Regions from separate parts of the Homo sapiens genome. Here region 2 is linked to region 1. A link is an interaction called in ENCODE POLR2A ChIA-PET data of the cell type or tissue named here. Cell type or tissue: A673. All regions are shown on one strand. Each heading gives the region's core, and the rest is flanking DNA. Links, peaks and the distances in the headings are about the cores only.

Region 1 (5,386 bases), core at 306-5,305:
GGCTTAGAAAAGGCAAATTTCTAGTTGCGTTTGTCTGTCTTCAGGATAAATTTCAAACTCCTAAATTCTTTAGCATGGCTTATGCAGCCCTTTATGATCTGATCTGGTCTCTGTTTTTGTTTCTAAACTATTTAGACTCTACTCTCTGGTATTTGGGTTTCAATCATGCAGTGAACTACTGCTCTGTATAAAATATATCCTCTGCTAAGAACATATATCCTCTGCTTCCCTATACCCTCTACTAATTAAAATTGCCATTATTTAGATCTCAGTTTATATGTCGCTCTAAGTAAGTTTTCCTGATTCTCACTCTGCCTGAGCCTCCTAAATCTAGGTAAGATAGCATTTATTAGGGCTTGCTGTGGCAGCCTGTTGGTACAATTACATGTTGTAATTGTCTGTTTTCTTGTCATCCCATTAGATTGTAACTGCTGTGGAGGCAGTGACTGAATCTTACTTATTTACACCTAGTAGCTTGCTCTGTACCTGGCACATGGTAGGCGTTTACTGTATATTTATTGAAGAAGTAACTGAAAATGGTACCTCATTCAGGATTCTCTGCATTCCTCTATTACACTCTACTATATACATTGATTTACTGGCTTACATAATACTGCTAGTTTAGTCAGACACTTTTCCTTGTGTGTGTTTTTGCCACTGACACCTTTTATTTCCAGCATGTGGTTGGTGCTCATAAATGTGCTGAATGCATGAGTAAAGAAACTTCTAAATCAGATTAAGTGGAATGGAGAGTAGTTCAAAGAATTTGGGCAGGCTATTGCTTATGTTCTTTTCTGAAGGATTTAGTAGAAGTTATTTGCAGAGAGAAAGGATAAAAGGGTGTTCCAGGTAGATGGAACAGAATACACCTGAAAAAAGGTACAAAGCTTTTGGGTAACAGAGTTCACAATGGCCCAAGGCAGAAATGTTTTATGTGTTGGGGAGTATCAGGAAGTATAGCCTCACTGTAGAGGTAAAGGGTGAAGTCAGAAGATTTTTAAGCCCCTGTGTGGTATAACCAGATGGACATTTTGTAAAGGTTAGTTTGGGCAGTGGTTATACATTATGCACCTTAGGCAGATTATTGGAAGGTGACTAGATCAGAAGAAGAGAGATCAGAATGTTATTTTAGTGACTTAGGCTAGAAATGATAAGGGGCCAGTGTCAGAGGAGAAGGTTCGAGGGACTTAGGTTATAGGGTCTGGATGGTGAAAGAAGCATTTAGAATAAGTGGGTGGATGAGATATCTTTGACAGAATTGGGAATATAGAAGAAGAGCAGGTTTAGATAGAACACATGAGATTAAGATGCCTTATTGAAATGGAGATACCAAGTAGGTGCTTAGATATTTGGGTGTGGAGCCCATTAGGATGCTCAGTCTCGCATTTCCTGGGGATGCTTTCTGGAACCATATGCTCAAATTATCATCTGTATGCCAAATAGTTTTGAAAGAAACTGAACTTTTGTACCTTTTTTGGTTGTTATATTAGCCTGTAAGTTCACATAATTGCTAAAGTTAAGAATGCATGTTGTGTATGATAGGTGATGGGTTTCCAAGTTTGGAGAATGATTTAGGGCAATAATTTTACCCTGAACTTACTGCTACATTTAAAATATTTGGGTTGAATTTTTCCTTTATCTTCCATTTTTGGAAATAAATAAAAATTATAATAATCATAATATAAGTAAAAATTCAGTATTAAGTGTAGGGACAGTATAAAAAATTACTACTGTATTGTGAAACTTCCTTATTTTTTCCAGCTCTTTGTGTCAGGAAGGATGTTCTTGAGTTGGATTGTGCAAAAGTTCATTCTGTCTAAAAGTTGAATTTATCTGTTTTTCTGCCTCATTTTTGCTTTTTAATTAAAACTTTTGCTAAATTAGAGGTGAGAAAATTTATTCTAAAATGTTTGCTGTGGTCACCAGAACTCTTTTAATAAGGTATATCTGACATAGCTCCTTTGCTAGAGGAGAAAAACAAAATACAGTTTCTGTTGCTTTCAGCAGGCCATCATTGGAAGTTTTATAAATGTACTTATCTGCTTGGGCATCTTAGCAAATATTTAAGAATAAATAAGAGCCTGGAGGGCATGAGACATTTTTATCCCAAAAGGAAAACTTTCCTCCTTTTTTTTGTAGTATTTTTACACTTAGAATATTCCTTCTTTACCTTTTCAATAATTTTGCCAGGTACAGACAAGCAAGGAACTCTAATACCTTTTAATTTCTCTGTTCTTTATGATGTCTGGCACATAATTGCTTCATAAAAGTTTGTTGAATTGAATTTTATACAGTCAGTTTAGCACCACCAAGTGGCAAGTCTTTGAATGCTCTTGATATATTTTGCTTCCTATGAACACCTGATTCCCAGCTAAGTGAGGGTATGATTGTTAATTTTTTTTTGAGGCAGGACTAATTTCTTTCTTTTTAGTGAGAATGTCCTCATGTATGTATGTATTTATTTTTAATTAGGTTTTTACTGTTTACAACAATGGACTTTCTATGTAAATTATTTTTTATACAGCTTTTTTTTTTTTTTTTTTTGCCCTGAGACATGGCCTTGGTCCGTGGCCCAGGCTAGAGTGTAGTGTGTGATCTCGGCTTACTGCAGCCTCCGCCTCCTGGGCTCTAGTGATCCTCCCACTTCAGCCTCCTGAGTAGCTGGGACTAAAGGCATGCACCATCACACCCAGCTAGTTTTTGTATTTTTTGTAGAGATGGAGTGTTGCCGTGTTGCTCCGTCTGCTTAGAACTCTTGGCCTCAAGTGATCCGCTCACCTTGGCCTCCTAAAGTTCTGGGATTACAGGTGAGGCACTGTACCTGGCCTATACAGCTATTTTTGAGATACAATTGATATGATAGACCACATGTATTTAGAGTATACAACTTTGACATTTGTGTACACCATGAACCCATGAACACAATTAAGATAATGATGTTTTCACCACCTCTGTTAGTTTTCTCGTGACTCACTGTACCATCACTCCATGTGTCCTCAGGCAACCACTGAGCATTTTTTGGTCACTATAAATTAGTTTTAATTTTCTAGAACTTTATATAAATGGAATTATATAGTATATACTCTGTTTTTGTATGGCTTTCTTTATTCAGGATAATTATTTTGAAATTCATGGTGTTGTATGTATCATTAGTTTTTTTTTTATTTCCAAATAATATCCATTGGGCCAGGCACGGTGGCTCACGCCTGTAATCCCAGCACTTTGAGAGGCTGAGGCGGGTGGATCACGAGGTAAGGAGTTCGAGACCAGCCTGACCAACATAGTGAAACCTTGTCTCTACTAAAAATACAAAAATTAGCTGGGTGTGGTGGTATGTGCCTGTAATTCCAGCTACTCGGGAGGCTGAGGCAGGAGAATTGCTTGAACATGGGAGGCAGAGGTTGCAGTGAGCCGAGATTGTGCCACTGCTCTCCAGCCTGGGTGACAGAGCGAGACTGTCTCGAAAAAAAAACCCCACAAATAATATTCATTGTATGGGTATACCACATTTTGTTTATCTAGTCATGTGTTTGATAGACATTTGGGTTATTTCCACTTTGACTGTTACAAATAAAGCTGCTCTTAGGCCAGGTGCCGTGGCTCACACCTGTAATCCCAGCACTTTGGGAGGCCGAGGTGGGTGGATCACCTGAGGCCAGGAGTTCAAGACCAGCCTGACCAACATGGAGAAACCCTGTCTCTACTAAAAATACAAAACTAGCTGGGCATGGTGGTGCATGCCTGTAATCCCAGCTACTCGGGAGGCTGAGACAGGAGAATCGCTTGAATTCAGGAGGCAGAGGTTGCGGTGAGCCAAGATCTTGCCACTGCACGCCAGCCTGGGCAACAAGAGCGAAACTCTGTCTCGAAAAAATAATAAAACAAACAAATAAATAAAATAAATTAAAGCTGCTCTGAGCATTGGTATATGTGTTTTATGAAAATATGCTTTCATTTTTCTTGATTGGATACCTGGGAATGGGGTGGCTGGATCATATATATTAGTTGTGTGTGTAGCATTTTAACACACTGCCAAATTGTTTTCCAAAGTAGGTGTAGTGTTTTATATTTCCACTGGCAGTGTATGAAAGTTCCAGTTGCTTCATATTTTTGCCCATATTTAATGTCAGTCATTTTAATTTTAGCCATTCTAATAGGTGTGTAATAGTGTTTCATTATGGTTTCAGTTTACATTTCTGTAATGACTAATGGTGTTGAGTATTTTTCCATGTGCTTATTTGCTGTCCTTGTATCTTCTTTGATGAAGTGTCTGTTTAAATCTTCTGCTTATTTTTTTTCAAACTGTGTTTTTTTGTCACTGAGTTTTTAGTGTTCTTTTTATGTCCTGGATTTTATATTCTGGATACAAATCCTTTTAATACAAGTTCATTTGGGTCTTTTTAAAAAAATTATTTATTTTTATTCATCTTATATAAAAGGGGGGCCAAATCTAAGAAAATAATGTTATGTCAAAGTTTGTTTTTTAAAGCATAAACTTTCAGAGTTTGTTTTAAGGTTAATACATAGAGTGCTAGCTTTTTAGTCACCTGAGAATCAGGAAATTCACTTGGACGTAATTCCCTGTGGTAACAAAGAACTATGGCTTCCTATGGGTTTGTCAAGCTCCTAGGCTTCATTCAGCCTGAAATTATACTTTTCTTGTTATGTATAAATTAAATAAAATCTATACAACTGTCTGTTCTTCTGTTGCCTCACATCATGTCTATAAAAACAGCATTTAAAGTTTGCAGGAAATAGAATTTTGGCCTGTTACAAAGCAAACACTTTGTTTCTTTAACTCAGAATTCTGGAAATGCAATCAAGTTCTAGTATTGTGACTGCCAAAATATTTTGTCATCAGATATTAATTTTTTTCAAGTGTCTGACTCCATACAAGAAAATAATAAAAGTATCAGAAGTTAACTGTGATTATAAAAAAAAAAAAAAACAAAAAAAAAACAAAAAACTTCAGTGTCCATAGGGTTGTTCCTCATGGTTTGTTAGGATACTCCTGCCTGATCCAAGTGCATCAGGTCTGAGACTGTTCTTTGTTCCACGCTTCTATCTGCCAGAAGAATCTTTTTAGGTAAGGAGGCTATCATAGGAGGCAATGGAGCTTCTAGCTGTTGTCCAAGGAATGAAAGCAGGCGCCTCCAGCTGAGCCACTTCCCATGAACATAATTCCTGTAATCAGTCAAAACACTCCATGGGCCTCTTCAAGGGAAGATTCCAAACTCATTCCAAAAGCAACTTCCATTACTCCAAAGAGCGAAAGAGAGAAGGTTCTTATGGTCAGCTGTAGATTCAACTTCATTATCACGTTACAGTGGCTGTCCAGATTGATGAAAATAATACTTTGTGAATCATCAGTCAGTACCGTAAGCTC
Region 2 (5,386 bases), core at 262-5,261, 62 kb after region 1:
TAAATTAATCAAGAGTTTGTTTAAGTTACTTCTTCCTAATTTACTGAGAGATTCAAGTTTGGAGAATGCCTTGTGGTAAAGTCTCTCACATCGTGATGCACTTAGTAGGCATCAGTGTTTGTGAATTGAATTGTCGGTGCAACTTTGGACACATTGATGATGATGTTTCCAAATCTGTTTCTCATGAAGTCATTTCCAACTTATAATGACATCTAAAGTAAATGTTGTAGATATGAAAATAAGGAAATAATTTGTCCTAAAGATGATTGAGACATGACAAAGAATTTGATTATACTTCTTATAATAAATGCAGTAATTGTGAATGAAACAAATCTCTTTGATTATGCTTGATTAGGTGGTAGCTTTTTTTTTTTTTTATTAGTTTTCAAGTACTGGTATCTATGACATGCATTAATGACTGGCATTTTTGTTGCTAATGCAAATTATTACTTAGTGTTGCTTTTAATTCATTGAAAATGTTTTCCACTATGCAGTTAAAAGGTTTCTATGTTTAGATAATAATTGAAAAATATTTTAAAATCTGCCCATGAGGAGGACTGATTCTTGAAAAAATTCTGAAATGTTACTTTATTGCATATTTGAAATAGAATTTGATGAATTTTTTCTTCATTAAGTAAAGCTTGGTGAGTGAAATTAATAGCAAGAAAAATGACTCTGTACTTGTAAGATGTGAGCTTTATCACAATCTGTTTTTTGGAAGCTTTTCAAATATGTGATGATTTTCCTCTTCAGAAAAAGATGTTAACAGAACAGATCGAACAAACAAGTTTTATGAAGGCCAAGATAATCCAGGGTTGATTTTACTTCATGACATTTTGATGACCTACTGTATGTATGATTTTGATTTAGGTAAGTTCTCTAAAGTTCTAATTTTAAAAGATGTAAATATATTTACTTTAGAGTTTACATTTTTAATCCAGTTAGACATGGGTAATAGCTTTGTAGGCCTAGTTTTAAGAGAATTTGTTCTCCAGGGGACTGGAAACTTACAAGGCTATGGTTCTCAACCAAGGAGCCCTGGGTTGCTGCAGCAAACTAACAGGAGCACCATGGGATATTTAAAATTTTTAAGGGAATTATAAAGACATCTATAGGACACCACTCTAACTACTAGCTGAAATAGCTAAAGGTTTTAACATTAGATCATTACATTCTTTTTGATGAAGTTATATCTTTGCAAAGCTGGGTTTTTGGCCTTGCTGTGATAAGTACTGTGTAAAAATAAATGATGAAAATAAATGAGGATGGTGATAGCCAGTTGAATTTTAAGGTTTGAGAAGTATTGTAGTGCTCAGTAGGTGATAAGCACATAGGATATGAATACTTATTCAGTTGTTTTGACCTAACTGCTTAATAAATGGAGTTGTTATTTCTTTGAGACTTAGGAGTGCCTTGGGAAAAATTGCTGGGATACTAAGGATGATAACCATGAACTGAGAAAGTTTGCAAACCGTTGTTTGATATGCTTTTCCCGTTGTGAAGAAAAATACTGATTTGATATTTTAGACAAGCAGTGCAAAAATTTTGTAGGGCATGTAGAACTTACTCTTTTTTTGGTAAATCTCTTTACCAGAAATTTGTTGTAAGAACTGATGCCGGGGCTGGGTGCGGAGGCTCACGCCTGTAATCCCAGCACTTCAGGAAGTCAAGGCAGGTGGATCACCTGAGGACAGGAGTTCAAGACCAGCCTGGCCAACATGGTGAAACCCCATCTCTACTAAAAATACGAAAGTTAGATAGGCTGGGTGGCACACGCCTGTAATTCCAGCTACTCAGGAGGCTGAGTTAGGAGAATCGCTTGAACCTGGGAGGTGGAGGTTGCAGTGAAACGAGATCACGCCGCATTACACTCCAGCCTGGGTGACAGAGCGAGACTCTGTCTCAAGGAAAAAAAAGAACTGACGGTGGAAGTAGAAGTGTGAAATTACCTGGGGGAGGGACGCTAAGGGGTAGAAAACTTAAGGAACCATTATTTTAAGGGGCAAGAGAACTTAAGATATTTATTTAAAGAACCAACAGCTTGTCTAACCATCAACCTTTAAATAAGTATAAATACTAGAAATGTTTGACTTATCTGCTATGTGAGTGGCTTCTAGCTAAAGGATAGTGGAAATAATGTTTTCTAGATTAGTAACGCTTGAGACATCCTTTAGAGAAGGTGGTTGGATACTTAGCACATTAAAACTAAATGAACCTTGAATTATGGGCACATTTTCTTCACTGTTCATAAATATGTAAATTTCTCTTGGTTTCCCATATGTAAGTTAGGGGAAGATATAATCTCTGTTTTGATCTTGAGGTATCAGCCTCTTTGGTGACAGTAAGTCAAAAGTTGCAGAGTTTTCTTTAAAATTTAAAATGTAGTCAGTCCTGTCTATGAGAACCTATAATGAGCTTCAGATTGAATTGTTGCAAGAATATTAATAGAGTGCTTTTCAGGTTACAGAGTGCTTTCATACTTGATTTGATTTTTAATTCTCGTAGCAGCCTTTTGAAAAAGTGGGGAAATCTCACTTTATGAGTAAGGTTATTTTGATTCAGAGTGTGACTTATGGTCACACAAGTAAATAATTGGTCTGGGAGTAGAGACCCAGGTTTTTATTGCAGGCTGGAATTCTTACCTCTACACCTTCAGCGCTTCAAACTCTTGCCATTTATTTTAGTTTCTGTTACCACTGTAGGGAATAGGACCATTCTCCTTGGGAACAGAAGGCATTGCTCCATTCTCTCAGATGGTAATTTTGAGATAGAAATTCATATGTATTCTGTAGCAGGAGTTCCTGAATGCTTAATTTTCTTAGGACATTGTCCCAAACCAGCTAACTGGATAACTTACCATCTCCATTTGTTTATACTAATGTCACATTCTTTCTATATAGACATTTCAGTTACCTGAAACATAGTCAAGCTTCCTGTGGATAACTGGCCTTATAGAAGCCAAGATACTTTTTATAAAAGCAATAGACAACATTTCTTACTCTTTACTCATAGCAGAGCAACCTGGACTGTAAATTTACTCTGTCTTGTAGGTGATTTCATTATATGGAGTTTGGCTTCTTAACCCATAGGTGAGGTATAGGTGTATTTGCATTGAATACAGTCTCAGTAGGGAGGAGTGAGACAAAAATTATCAAAAGCAGACAAAAGAATTTAAGGAAGGGTGATTTCGAGTTAGTGAATGCGGATACTACAGAAAGTTTCTGTGGGTGGTATCATTGCAGGGTATGTAATGGTGATACTGAATAATCAATGAAAGGTTAAATTAGGAGAGTGTCTAATGTTTTTTAAGAATGATTTCTGATCCTCAAGATTTTTGTTTTTTAATTTGATACTCTAAAGGATAAGCTTCAGTAACCTGGAAAATTGAACTATATGTTGTTTAAATTTTTCTTTTTGGTGTAAGCAAGTGTACAGTAGGATGATAAGGTGTTCATTTCTCGCCTGCCCCCCACTGCCTACACTGAAACAAATTTGCTATGGAAGTAATTTTAGGGAAGTACTTTAGAAATTGTACTGGTGCTGATTAAGATATGCATCATTCAGTTGTACTGCAGACTCTGAGATCACTAAATGCCAATTTAAATATATTTAATCTTTCTTTAATTAAAAGGAATTTGTACATTAATTCCACCCCCTACAACCCATGACATACCCCAAAGAACATAATGTATAAAATAAAATAGCTTAGGGTTTTTATGGTTTTAGGTCTAATGTTTGTGTCTTTAATCCATCTTGAATTAATTTTTGTATAAGGTGTAAGGAAGGGATCCAGTTTCAGCTTTCTACATATGGCTAGCCAGTTTTCCCAGCACCATTTATTAAATAGGGAATCCTTTCCCCATTGCTTGTTTTTCTCAGGTTTGTCAAAGATCAGATAGTTGTAGATATGCGACGTTATTTCTGAGGGCTCTGTTCTGTTCCATTGATCTATATCTCTGTTTTGGTACCAGTACCATGCTGTTTTGGTTACTGTAGCCTTGTAGTATAGTTTGAAATCAGGTAGTGTGATGCCTCCAGCTTTGTTCTTTTGGCTTAGGATTGACTTGGCAATGCAGGCTCTTTTTTGGTTCCATATGAACTTTAAAGTAGTTTTTTCCAATTCTGTGAAGAAAGTCATTGGTAGCTTGATGGGGATGGCATTGAATCTATAAATTAACTTGGGCAGTATGACCATTTTCACGATATTGATTCTTCCTACCCATGAGCATGGAATGTTCTTCCATTTGTTTATATCCTCTTTTATTTCATTGAGCAGTGGTTTGTAGTTCTCCTTGAAGAGGTCCTTCACATCCCTTGTAAGTTGGATTCCTAAGTATTTTATTCTCTTTGAAGCAATTGTGAATGGGAGTTCACTCATGATTTGGCTCTCTGTTTGTCTGTTATTGGTGTATAAGAATGCTTACCATTCAGGACATAGGCATGGGCAAGGACTTCATGTCTAAAACACCAAAAGCAATGGCAACAAAAGCCAAAACTGACAAATGGGATCTAATTAAACTAAAGAGCTTCTGCACAGCAAAGGAAACTACCATCAGAGTGAACAGGTAACCTACAAAATGGGAGAAGGTTTTCACAACCTACTCATCTGACAAAGGGCTGATATCCAGAATCTACAATGAATTTGAACAAATTTACAAGAAAAAACAAACAACCCCATCAAAAAGTGGGCGAAGGACATGAACAGACACTTCTCAAAAGAAGACATTTATGCAGCCAAAAAACACACGAAAAAATGCTCACCATCACTGGCCATCAGAGAAATGCAAATCAAAACCACAGTGAGATACCATCTCACACCAGTTAGAATGGCAATCACTAAAAAGTCAGGAAACAACAGATGCTGGAGAGGATGTGGAGAAATAGGAACACTTTTACACTGTTGGTGGGACTGTAAACTAGTTCAACCATTGTGGAAGTCAGTGTGGCGATTCCTCAGGCATCTAGAACTAGAAATACCATTTGACCCAGCCATCCCATTACTGGGTATATACCCAAAGGACTATAAATCATGCTGCCATAAAGACACATGCACACGTATGTTTATTGTGGCACTATTCACAATAGCAAAGACTTGGAACCAATCCAAATGTCCAATAATGATAGACTGGATTAAGAAAATGTGGCACATATACACCATGGAATACTATGCAGCCATAAAAAATGATGAGTTCATGTCCTTTGTAGGGACATGGATGAAACTGGAAATCATCATTCTCAGTAAACTATCGCAAGGACAAAAAACCAAACACCGCATGTTCTCACTTATAGGTGGGAATTGAACAATGAGAACACATGGACACAGGAAGGGGAACATCACACTCTGGGGACTGTTGTGGGGTGGGGGGAGGGGGGAGGGATAGCATTA

The links. ChIA-PET counts read pairs that join two places held together with the same protein. Peaks named below come from ENCODE experiments on the same cell type or tissue, not always from the same donor. Only the 100,000 strongest peaks of a DNase experiment are listed, where the experiment ranks them.
Region 2: POLR2A ChIA-PET joins it to region 1 with 6 read pairs; 4 of 35 experiments call an interaction of 5 or more read pairs at or near these places.

Annotation. Positions count from the first base shown.
Region 1 is chr12:71,844,231-71,849,616 of GRCh38, forward strand. All of the region lies in intron 1 of TBC1D15 (TBC1 domain family member 15), which reads left to right. It also overlaps the pseudogene MRS2P2. Among named protein-coding and RNA genes, the nearest start is that of TBC1D15, 7.2 kb to the left of the region's middle. In A673, for the core only: a CTCF peak has its summit at 2,321 (motif pointing left); a DNase peak (open chromatin) is centred at 2,301; H3K27ac peaks cover 1,443 bases.
Region 2 is chr12:71,906,269-71,911,654 of GRCh38, forward strand. TBC1D15 (TBC1 domain family member 15) reads left to right here. Exons shown (of 17, transcript NM_001146213.3): 11 at 754-870. Among named protein-coding and RNA genes, the nearest start is that of TPH2, 30 kb to the right of the region's middle. In A673, for the core only: no CTCF peak of the experiment used is centred there; no DNase peak of the experiment used is centred there; H3K27ac peaks cover 1,698 bases.